Linked DNA regions of Homo sapiens: region 2 is linked to region 1. The links are chromatin loops, found by intact Hi-C in ENCODE. Cell type or tissue: right lobe of liver. All regions are shown on one strand. Each heading gives the region's core, and the rest is flanking DNA. Links, peaks and the distances in the headings are about the cores only. Region 1 overlaps PXDC1 (PX domain containing 1). Region 2 overlaps SLC22A23 (solute carrier family 22 member 23).

Region 1 (5,370 bases), core at 231-5,230:
TTAAGGAGATCTTCTTGCTAAGCCTGTAGCCTGTGCCCCGTTTCAACCACGGACAGCAGATATTTACATGGGAGTTGACCTCCCAGGTCAGTTTTCACAAGACGATGGTATAGACCATGAACTTGTACCTTCAGGCAAAAGGCTGCATTGAGATTCATTGCTACGGGACCAGGGAGCCTGACTTGTAACAAAATCCACTGATAACTTGCCATGTGCCTTCGGCCAGAGCACTAGCAAGCATGGCGTGTCTCAGTGTGGAATGCTGGCTCCTCAGGAGGCACGAGCAGGTAGGAAAGCATGCAGACTGCAGCTGGGGAAGGCTCTGCTACTTATGCCTGGAGAGCAGGTTACTTCTTGCTCAGTTTCTTCATCTGTACAATGGAAATAAAGGTATCCATTCCAAAGGCCATTGTGCAGACTAACTTGAGATGATGTATGTAAAGAATCTAGCAAATACTGAGGGCTCAATAAAGAGTCCTGAGTGATCTATCATGATCATTCAGTGCCCTTTTATTAATTGCCTAACTGGGCTACCCCTATTTAGTAAAAATAAGGTTGACATTATACAGAAGCCAGATTAATGAAAAACAGTGTTCTATTTCCAGGCCCCCTAAACCTAAATAATCAGATTTTGTGGCTGAAATTGATGAGTCCAAACAGCCGTATCAAGGCTGAGGTCCGCATTTCCTCACAGCTATTATGATCATTGTTAGTAATGTCCTCAGATCTGTTATGATGTAAATAAAAAAGAACGGAAGAAAATGCTGTCATTCAAGAAAAATTATAGCATCTGAGCCTCTCTTCAAACATACAGTGTGAATGTCTTAGAAGTCAGCTTAGTATCTATAGCAAGAATCTTTGACCAATGTAGCCATTTTAATCACATACATGACTGATTCCATGAAATAGTTGACTTTCAAGCTATTTTTTTACACTCATATTTTTCCAAATGAAAGCAGCCCTGCTCTTCCATGGAAACTGACATTGGCACAATTCTGTTAACTAAATGAAAGACCTCCTTCACTTGAATTTCAACAGTCTTTCCACCAACGTTCCTCTTTTCCGTGGGGGCCCCAATCCAGGATCTCTTGCTGCAATGAGTTGCTCTGTCTTGGTCTTCTGCGACCTCTGACAGTTCCTCCATCGTTCCTTGTCCCTCATGACCGTAGCACTCTTAGAGAGGACTGAGCTATTTTAGCAAATGTCCCTCGATTTGGGTTTGTTGGCAGTTTCAGAGTGATTCGATTGAGGTGATGCATTTTTGGCAGGAACCCTACACAGTGACGCTGCATGAGACCTGGAGTGGCATATGGGGGTGGGGCTGAGGCTGACAGGTCCTGCTGCTGCTGAGGCTGCTGTGGAGTGCCTGGTGAGGAGGCTTCTGCCAGCTGTTTCCACAGCGAAGTTACCACCTTTCCCTTTGTAGTTAATTGAAGGAGGATGCCTTGCAGCTATGCAAATCCTGTTTCTCCTCAGTTTCACTCACAAATCTTTGCATCTATCAATCAATGGATCTTTTTTGCAACAATTACCAATGTGTCTGTTTGCCTGATGGCAATTTTTCTGTTTTTTAGATGCAGCTATGTTTTCATAGCCCCACAAACGTCACAACCCCTCACTTCAATAACTCTATTCCTTTTCTCAGCAGACACGCGGTCTCAGCCGTGAAAGCATTCATACTCTAGCCTTCCTCCCTTTCACCTCCTCTCTCCCACTGTATTTCCCATGTACTCCAGCAACGGAACAAAACCCAAAGCAGTGCCCTTGTATTAACTGGCTAGCTGGGCTACCCCTACATAGTGAAACTAAGGTTGAGATTGGCCAGAAGCCAGATTAATGAAAAATAAAATTGTGATTCATTTCCAGGCCTCTTAAACCTGAATGGTCAGATTTTGTGGCTGAGATTGATGAGTCCAAGTTGCCAGATCGAAGCTGAGGTTTGCATTTCCTTTTACATTGCACAGCTGCAGCCATGAGGCAGAACGCTCTAAATTCTTGCTTTCTTACATTTGATAAGCATTGGGACAAAGAATGATTAAGGCTGTACTGGTTGGAAGCACTGCCAAGGGATGCAGTCCATCCTGACTGTCCTCACCGTGGCCCCAGGATGTGGAAACAGTCGCCGCGCCTGCTAGCGCCGGGCGCCATCTAGTGGAGCTCCTGACAACTAAACGATCCTAGAAAAGCCAAGGTACTCAGCACCTGCAGGTCCCCATCCCCAGCCTACATCATGAGAGCAGAGACAGTCAGTGCCTGTTCCCCATGGCACCACCTCCCTACACGTATGTCAGTGGCATAAGAAATGGAGGAGGAGGGTGGATGTGGGCTCTCGGCCGGGAATGAATGGAATTAACCAGGACAGCAGTGGACAGGCAGGTTTGCACGAAGGACCCTGCAGGGCCACAGTCCATGCAACGGCTGGCCAGTCCCCTGCAGGAGGCTGAGGCTCTGGAGTGGAGGTGACAACATCAAAAGGCTAGCGTGGGCTAGGCTCTGAATGCCCAGAATGACCAAGAACTTGGGCTTGATGGTGAGAGTGAGCTTTTAAGACAGTTAATAAGCCTCAGAGGTCAGAGCTTTGGGATGACTGGCTCAGTCCTCGGGTTCATATCCTGGAGAAAGGGGGACGCATGAGAGAAAGCCGTGTGGACAGTCTCAGGTGATGCCAGGACTCTCTGGACCCCGCGCCTCAGCCTGGGGAGCCACAGATCCAGAAACATGCCAAATATGGGACCAAGACTGAGAACATGGTGTGCCTATGTGTGAGCCATTTTCTCAAAGGGATGTTGGGGCTATTTATTGTCAATAGTAATTTCATTAAAAAACACTCCTGAAGGGAGGTATCTGCCATGGTGTGCGTGGGTGTACCGCCTCGCCACCGGCAGGCACAACTGCTCTAGATTAAGAAGCTCCCTTAGACACAGTGAGGGGCGAGCTAGACCGGGAACAGAGATCGGAAGGTCTGGGGGGTTCAGAGAAAGAAAACCAGACTCGGTGACCGGCAGAGAAGAGGAAGAGGAGGAAACACTCAGAGCACTTGAGACCCTCGGCTCTGCAAGGCTGCAAGAGGCCATACCGCCTGCCGCCTCCTGCAGCAACACCTCCGGGCCCCCAGACTTTGCACTGAGACTGTTAGCCACTGGCTGGTGCAGACTCCATGGTTACGCAGCCCCAGATGTTAGAACGTGTTCTGTGCTGAGCCAAAGTCGCCCACAGTTACTTCTACCCACAGGCCTAGTGCCAGCCCCCACCTGACCCCTTCCCATGGCAGCCCGCCAACATCTGAAGGTGGCATCCCCTTCCTCCTAGCTGCTCTTCCACATTTCCTCCCATTCTTCTGACCCCTGCCCACCAGACACTCTTCTCTGGATGTAATAATTCATCTTGCTGCATCCCGGGGACAGTCTTGACTTGCATAAGGAGGCCAGGACCCCTGCCTTCCTAGACCTGGACACTGCACCCCCATCACACACGGAAGGCCACAGACAGCCGTGGCTGAAACCTGTCCTCAGCCCTTGCAAAAAGGCAAAGAAAACATACTTTCAATGGCAACATGAGACTCTACGTTTCTCCCTGTTAAATTTCGTCTCACTATGCTCGCCCCTTAGGGTCCACGTGGGCCATGTGTTCATACACATCGCTGATAGAGACGGGAGGCCAGGGCAGGCTGAAGCATGTGCCGGGCACTGTGCCTCAGGAGCTTCTCCATCAGAGGTGGCTCCAGGCCTCTAATCTATCCCTCTCACTCGGGGGCCAGCACCTCCCATAAGGCAAGGCACTAAGAGGACTCTGCTGCTCCTTGATCTCTGGGTTGCCCAAACAGAGCAAAACAAACCAAAACAGAGACACTGGTGCTAGGACTCTCCCCACTCAGACTAAAGAACCAGGCTTCCCCATGCTCTGCACTACAAAATGCAAAACCCAGAGCAATAGACAATTAGGACTCCAGAGCCCTCTGTGAGCCCTCTGAGATGAGGATCCATAGACACCCAGCCAGGAAAAAGGACCCAGTCATCCTCACTCTCCCATAAAGGTTCTGGAGACCCAGTGCCAGCTAAAAAGGGGCTCCTGTACTCACTGCTCTTGTCTAAAGGCACATAGGAAGGTATCTTAGGGAGATATCAAAAGCAGCATACCACCCAAAGTGATCTACAAATTCATCGCAATCCCCATCAAAATACAAATGACATTCTTCACAGGAATAGAAAAAAAAATCAATCCTAGGCCGGGCGCAGTGGCTAATACCTATAATCCCAGCACTTTGGGAGGCTAAGGCAGATGGATTGCTTGAGCTCAGGAGTTTCAGACCAGCTTGGGAAACATGGCAAAACCTCATCTCTACAAAAAATACAAAAACTAGCCTGGCATGATGGGATACGCCTGTAGTCCCAGCTACTTGGGAGGCTGAGGCAGGAGGATCACTTGAGCTGTAACTGCACCACCGCACTCCAGCCTGGGCAACAGAGGGAGACCCTGTCTCAAAACAAAACAAAACCAACAAACAAAACAACAACAACAAAAATGAGCAAAACAATCCTAAAATGTATATGGAACCAAAAAAGATGCCAAATAGCCAAAGCAATCTTGAGCAAAGCCAGAGGCATCACACTACACAATTTCAAAATATACGACAGAGCTACAGTAAACAAAACAGCATGGTACTGGCATAAAAAGACACATAGACCAATGGAACAGAATAGAGAACACAGAAATAAATCGATATACTTACAGCCAACTGATTTTTGACAAAGGTGCCAAGAACACACAACGGAAACCACCAAAGTGTCTAGCTACCAATGAATGAGTAAAGGAAATGTGGTACATATGCACAACGGAATACTATTCAGCCATTAAAAAGAATGAAATGCTGTCATTTGTGGCAACATGAATGAGCCTGCAGGCATTACGTTAAGTGAAATAAGCTAGGCACAGAAAGACAAATGTCACAAGATCTCACCCATATTTGGAACCTAGAGAAGGGGAGATCATAGAAGCAGCAAGTAGAACAGTGGTTACCAGAGGCTGGGGAGGGGCCAGCGGTGGACAGGGAAAGGCTGGTCAGTGAGCACGAAGTGACAGTGGGAGGAATAAGCTCTGCTGTACTACTGCACAGTAAGGTGACAAGGGTTAACAGTACTGCCTTGTGTATTTCAAAATAGCTGGAAGAGAGGATTTTGAATGTTCTCACCACAAAGAAAAGATGAATGTTTGAGATAATGGAAATGCTAAATACTCTGATTTGATTTTTACACAATATACACATGTATCAAAACATCACACTTTACCCCATAAATATGTACAATAATTATGTGTCAGTAAAAACAAACAAAAAAGTAAAAAACAAAACAAAGCAGCAGCCACAGACAGGGT
Region 2 (5,370 bases), core at 57-5,056, 300 kb before region 1:
GGCAACAAGAGCAAAACTCCGTCTCAAAAAAAAAAAAAAAAAAAGAAAGAAAGAAAAAGAAAACACAGCATGTGTGAGGGTTTAAAAATGTGGGGCAGGCTCAAGGGAGGCTTCCAGGAGGGATACCTGCACCTGGACTGGACACTGAGTGAGATGGGCGTGGGGGCAGGTCCTGTGAGGACACACCCTGCACCCATGTCACAGAGTGGAATGTTAATCAGGACTAGACTTAAAATGCAATGAAAATGTTAACTCAATCAAACCTTATTTGGGGCTTTCGGTTGATGCTACTGTTGTTAGAAATATCCTGATCAAGGATCACAGAAAAGGAGGACCAAATTCCTAAGCCTGGCTCTGCAGGGGACAGGGAAGGGAGAAAGGGAGGGAGGGCTGTTAAAGGTTCAGCCTTTCAAAACCATCTATGGGTGGGCATGAAGTTTGTGGGCTATTGGCCAGTCCTCAATTAACAGGTTGAAGTTATGGATGAGCTCAGAAAGAGTAGGGTCAATCCTATCAGTCCTTCGTACCTTAGTGTGAACTGCTTTCATCTCTTAGCTAAAATTAGCTGCCCAGATATTTTGGTTTTGGAAAGTAGGAATAGAGAGGAAATTTTGAAAAAGAGGTCATTTGAGAGCACCTGAGAAGCACTCCTAAATGAGGAGATGTCAAATAGCTAGGGACAATATGAGGCCAAAGGAGGAGGGGTTCTGAAAGTGAGGGCACAAGGCAAACAAACGTGTCCACAGCTCAGGTGGCCAGCTGGGGACCACAAAGACCGCCATTTGCCAGGGCTGACCTCGGTCATTTCCTATGAGCTTCCATACTTCTGTTTTAGAGGTCTAGAGTTAATGGTTGGGGGATTGCAGGTGGTTGTATAATGCATTGTAGTTGTTGGTTACATGACTGTCCTCTGAGCTCCACTGGGAGCTCTTTGCAGAAAAGGGCTCAGATTAAATGCGTATCTCAAAGCACACACTCTGCTGAAAGGGAGCGGCACATCCATCATTTTCTGTAATCCCCACAAAGCTTTATGCTATAGGTGTCATCTCTACCTTGGAAATTAGGTTCCAGGGGGCTGAGTAATCCCCAAGGTTCCTCAGTGTAGAGGCGGTAGTGCTAGGGTTCAAACCGGTTCTCCTGCATCTGAGCCCAGTGCTCCTTGCCCACGCCTCTGCTCCCTGGATCTTCACTGAGAGCCTGCGGCAGGAAAGCTCTGTTCCTCTGCTGAGTGAACGCTGGCTCCTTCCACAATCACTCAGGCTTTGAGGGTAGGCTGGCTGTGAGACTTTGAAGAAGCCTAAGTTTAAAATAAATGTTTAATGTTTTTTCCCCGAATTCTGAAATTGCTTTTGCAGAACCTAAAGGAACCAATCTTCCTTGCTGTTGTGTACAACTGCTCTTCAGCTCACTGTAAAACCAGGCAGAGGGAGGACTTCCAGGAACGCGTCTCCTTCTAGCTCTCCGCTTTGGCTCAGTAATTTCAGTAGCCATCATGACAAATGCATCATTTATGCAGAACATTTGGGGGCTTCAAATTTCTAAACTGTTATCCTAATAAAAGCACACCATCAGTTGTTTAACCTGCTTTCAGAGGAATGCAGTTCGTCTCAGGATGACACACGCACGCAAGCACAAACATGCTTCCTGATGAAGTGCAGAGTGGCTGGCAAACTTGAAGCCCTGGGAAAATCTTAGGAAAAGCACTGAACTTTTCATATGTTTAAATATGGTGGAAATGCCCACCTACAGTTCGTTGCTCTTTTTAAGGTTTTTAGCAAGGAGCAGGCAAATCAGGAGGCCTGGCCCTCCTTCTCTCACTAACTCATCCCTGTTGGGAGATACTTCCCCAGTGGCCTCCGGAACCTTGTGAAGGGAACGTACAATTCTGCAGAGCAGGTTCCATCAGAAGATAATTCCCTTCCTTGGCTTGAAACCCTACAAGCTGGGGCTTTGTGGCTCTTTGCAGCTGGCTGTGGGCTGGGTAACAGCAGAGGCCCCACCTGTTTCATTTGAGTTTCACTCAAAAGGCTTGCCCAGGTCATTCTTACAAAAAGGGAGGATAAATAGGTCTTCATCAAACGCTCACATGCAAGAGATGCCTACAGAGAGGCGGGAGGGCCTGGCTGCCAAAGCCACTCTCACATGCTGCACGGACAGGAGGAAACTCCTCAGAACAGCTGCTAAGTCACCCTTGGGACACAAACAGCAGCTGACTGGTAGTGCCACCTCTAGGTGGCTTCTCCCTGCCCAAATGGTACTAGCACCATTCCCACGGCCTCCTTATCAGCCCTAGGGAGTGAGTCCCAGAAGCTGTAGGGCCACACAGGGGCCACAACTCTCTAGGGCCAGGGATCCCTGCCCCTAACAAATGGTAACCCCCTCCCCACACTCCTCCCATCACTCCTGCTTCCTACCCCAAAAATTTTGAAAAGAAAAAGAGGAAACTTGCCTAGCTTATAAATAAGTCAAGACTTTTCAATGGCTGCCCTGATTCTGCCAATCAACTTTTAAATATTAGAACAGAGGGGTAGCCAGGAGTGGAAAGGATTGACAATGTTCAGCTTATAATGGGCACAGCAGTCTAAGCATAATCACCACAGGCTGGAAACAACCCTGCGTCCATCACCAATGGAGAGAGAAACACAGTGTTGTCTACCCATGCAGTGGAATATGGCTCAGCAACAAACAGGAACAACTATCAATGTGCACAGTACCATTCAGGAATCCAGGGATGAGACTGACACGGCGGACCACAGGCCTCCTTCATATAACCTTCCAGAATAGGCAAAACCATGCTATGGGGATAGATATTAACGCAGCGGTTGCCTAAGGGGTGGGCTGACTGGAGAATTCACTAGGGTGAAGGAAATACCTTAATTTAGGGGGTGGTTGATGGGCATATATACAAGTCAAAACCTACTAAGCTATACACTTAACATCTGTCCATTTTACTATGTGGTCATTATGCCTCCACTTTAAAAAATCTGTGAAAGCTGGGTACAGTGGCTCACCCCTGTAATCCCAGCACTTTGGGAGGCCGAGGCGATGGATCACCTGGGGTCAGGAGTTCGAGACCAGCCTGACCAACATGGTGAAACCCCATCTCTACTAAAAATACAAAATTAGCCAGGTGTGGTGGTGCATGCCTGTAATCCCAGCTACCTGGGAGGCTGAGGCAGGAGAATCACTTGAACCCGGGATGCGGAGATTGCAGTGAGCTGAGATCACGCCACTGTACTCCACCCTGGGCGACAGAGCGAAACTCTGTAAATAAATAAATAAATAAATAAAGAGCTGGGTGCGGTGGCTTATGCCTGCAATCCTAGCACTTTGGGAGGGCGGGTGGATCACAAGGTCAGGAGATCGAGACCAGCCTGGCCAACATGGTGAAATCCCATATCTACTAAAAATACAAAAATAAGCGGGGCATGGTGGTACCCGCCTGTAGTCCCAGCTACTCAGGAGGCTGAGGCAGGAGAATCGCTTGAATCTGGGAGGTGGAGGTTGCAGCAAGCAGAGATCGCGCCACTGCACTCCAGCCTGGGCAACAGAGCAAGACTCCATCTCAAAAAAAAAAAAATCTGTGAAATTATTTAAAATGGGTCCAAAGACAGGGCAGAAATATCTGATGGATTGCGAGGAGCATCAATTTTTTGTTCCTCCAACAGCACAAGGTCAGGCAGCAGAACGGAGGAGACGCGAGGGGTGTGGCCAATCCACCAACGGAATAACCGCAATGCCTGGATCAACCTCCAGGAGAGGGGGCATTTGATCGTATCCTCCCTTGTGCTTAGGAAATAGATCTCTAGGCCAAGAACTCAGAAAAGAGATGTGAAAGTTTCCCACAGATGCTATGTCAAGGCCTGAGGTTCTTAGCAGGTGTGCTTATGGGCTGCCTGTCAGTTCCAAACAGGAGTCTGACTGTCACTATATCAAAGGCAAGAAAAACAGCCCCAACCCATCCACACTGCTCCATAGAAACCTGGGCGGAGAACCCAGGCAACAAGGGTGCTGGAAGCGGCTGCTGGGAGTGAAGGACCCATGCTGGAAGTCCCCTACCCAGAGGGGCAGTGTGCAGGGGCTGGGATTCAGGCTGCTGGGGTCCAAATCTCAGCTCCAGCAGGTGGCTTAGCTTAGCTATAAGCCACAGAGAAGCCAACTTCTCAGGGGGCTGTCAGGATTCAGCCACGGCATCTGTAAAACACTCAGCCCAGCCAACCTGCAGCAATGAACTCTTCCTCCCCTCCCTTCCCTCTCCCTTCCTCATCTCTTCCTCCTGTTTCTCCCCACTTCCCCTCTCTTCCACCATCCCTGCTCCCCTTCCCCTCTCCGTCTCCCTTTTCCCCCTTTCCTTTCCCTCCTCCTCCCCTATGATGGGGACCCACACTCCCACCCCTGTTCCCAGCTACCTCTCCTGCAGTGGTGGGACCTGCCCTTCCCTCTAGTACCTGCAGCCTTCTGTCACCACCTGGATTGTGAACACGGCAGCCAACTCCTATGGAAGTTCTGGCAGCTGCCCTCACTTGCACATCTGATTTACAACAGACAGACTGGACGGAAAGCCCACTTACTGCAGAAGTGACATGAGAACACACTCAGCCCATGCTCCAGAGATGCGACTGCCTCCCTTCTCCCTGAAGGGACCCTGGGCAGGTTGAAGTGTGTCCACCCTGCCCCTAACAAGATATGCTGGAATCCAAACCCCAGAACCTCAAAATGTGACCCTGTTTGGAAATAGGGTTTTTACAGAGATGATTAAAGTTAAAGTAAGGTCTCTAGGGCGGGCCCTAATCCAAGGTGACTGGTGTCCTTACAAGGAGAGATGAGGACACAGACACACACAGAGGGAGGACCACGTGGGGACAGAGGGAGAAGACGCCATCTGCAAGCCAAGGAGAGAGAACTCAGGAGAAACTGACCCTGCCCACACCTGGATCTAGGACCTCCAACTTCCAAACCTGTAACAGAATACATTTCTGTGGTATTTGTTACACAGCCCAGCAAGCTAATACAGCGTGAGAATGAAGCCAGGGCAGAGGATGACCTAGAAGAGAACTAGAAAGAACTGGAGATTGCAGCCCGTCCTGTCTCTGGACTTCCAGAAATGTCATCTATACTTTTTTTTTTTGAGACGGAGTCTCAATCTGGAGTGCAATGGTGTGATATCGGCTCACTGCAATCTTTGCCTCCCAGGTTCGATTCTCCTGCCTCAGCCTCCCGGGTAGCTGGGATTACAGGTGCCCGCCACCACGTCCAGCTATTTTTTGTATTCTTAGTAGAGATGGTGTTTCACTATGTTGGTCAGGCTGGTCTCAAACTCCTGACCTCAGGTGACCCGCCCACCTTGGCCTCCCAAAGTGCTGGGATTAC

The links. A loop is a pair of places that touch in the nucleus more often than their neighbours do. Peaks named below come from ENCODE experiments on the same cell type or tissue, not always from the same donor. Only the 100,000 strongest peaks of a DNase experiment are listed, where the experiment ranks them.
Region 2: a loop joins it to region 1, with 3 times the contacts of the local background. A loop is called at or near these places in 4 of 110 quality-filtered maps.

The regions. Positions count from the first base shown.
Region 1 is chr6:3,730,580-3,735,949 of GRCh38, forward strand. The region is part of intron 3 of PXDC1 (PX domain containing 1); the gene reads right to left. Among named protein-coding and RNA genes, the nearest start is that of PXDC1, 18 kb to the right of the region's middle. RefSeq lists a silencer at 1,776-2,070. In right lobe of liver, for the core only: a CTCF peak has its summit at 2,149 (motif pointing left); a DNase peak (open chromatin) is centred at 2,142; H3K27ac peaks cover 2,398 bases.
Region 2 is chr6:3,431,042-3,436,411 of GRCh38, forward strand. All of the region lies in intron 1 of SLC22A23 (solute carrier family 22 member 23), which reads right to left. Among named protein-coding and RNA genes, the nearest start is that of SLC22A23, 23 kb to the right of the region's middle. RefSeq lists enhancers at 1,907-2,046, 2,107-2,186. In right lobe of liver, for the core only: a CTCF peak has its summit at 2,223; no DNase peak of the experiment used is centred there.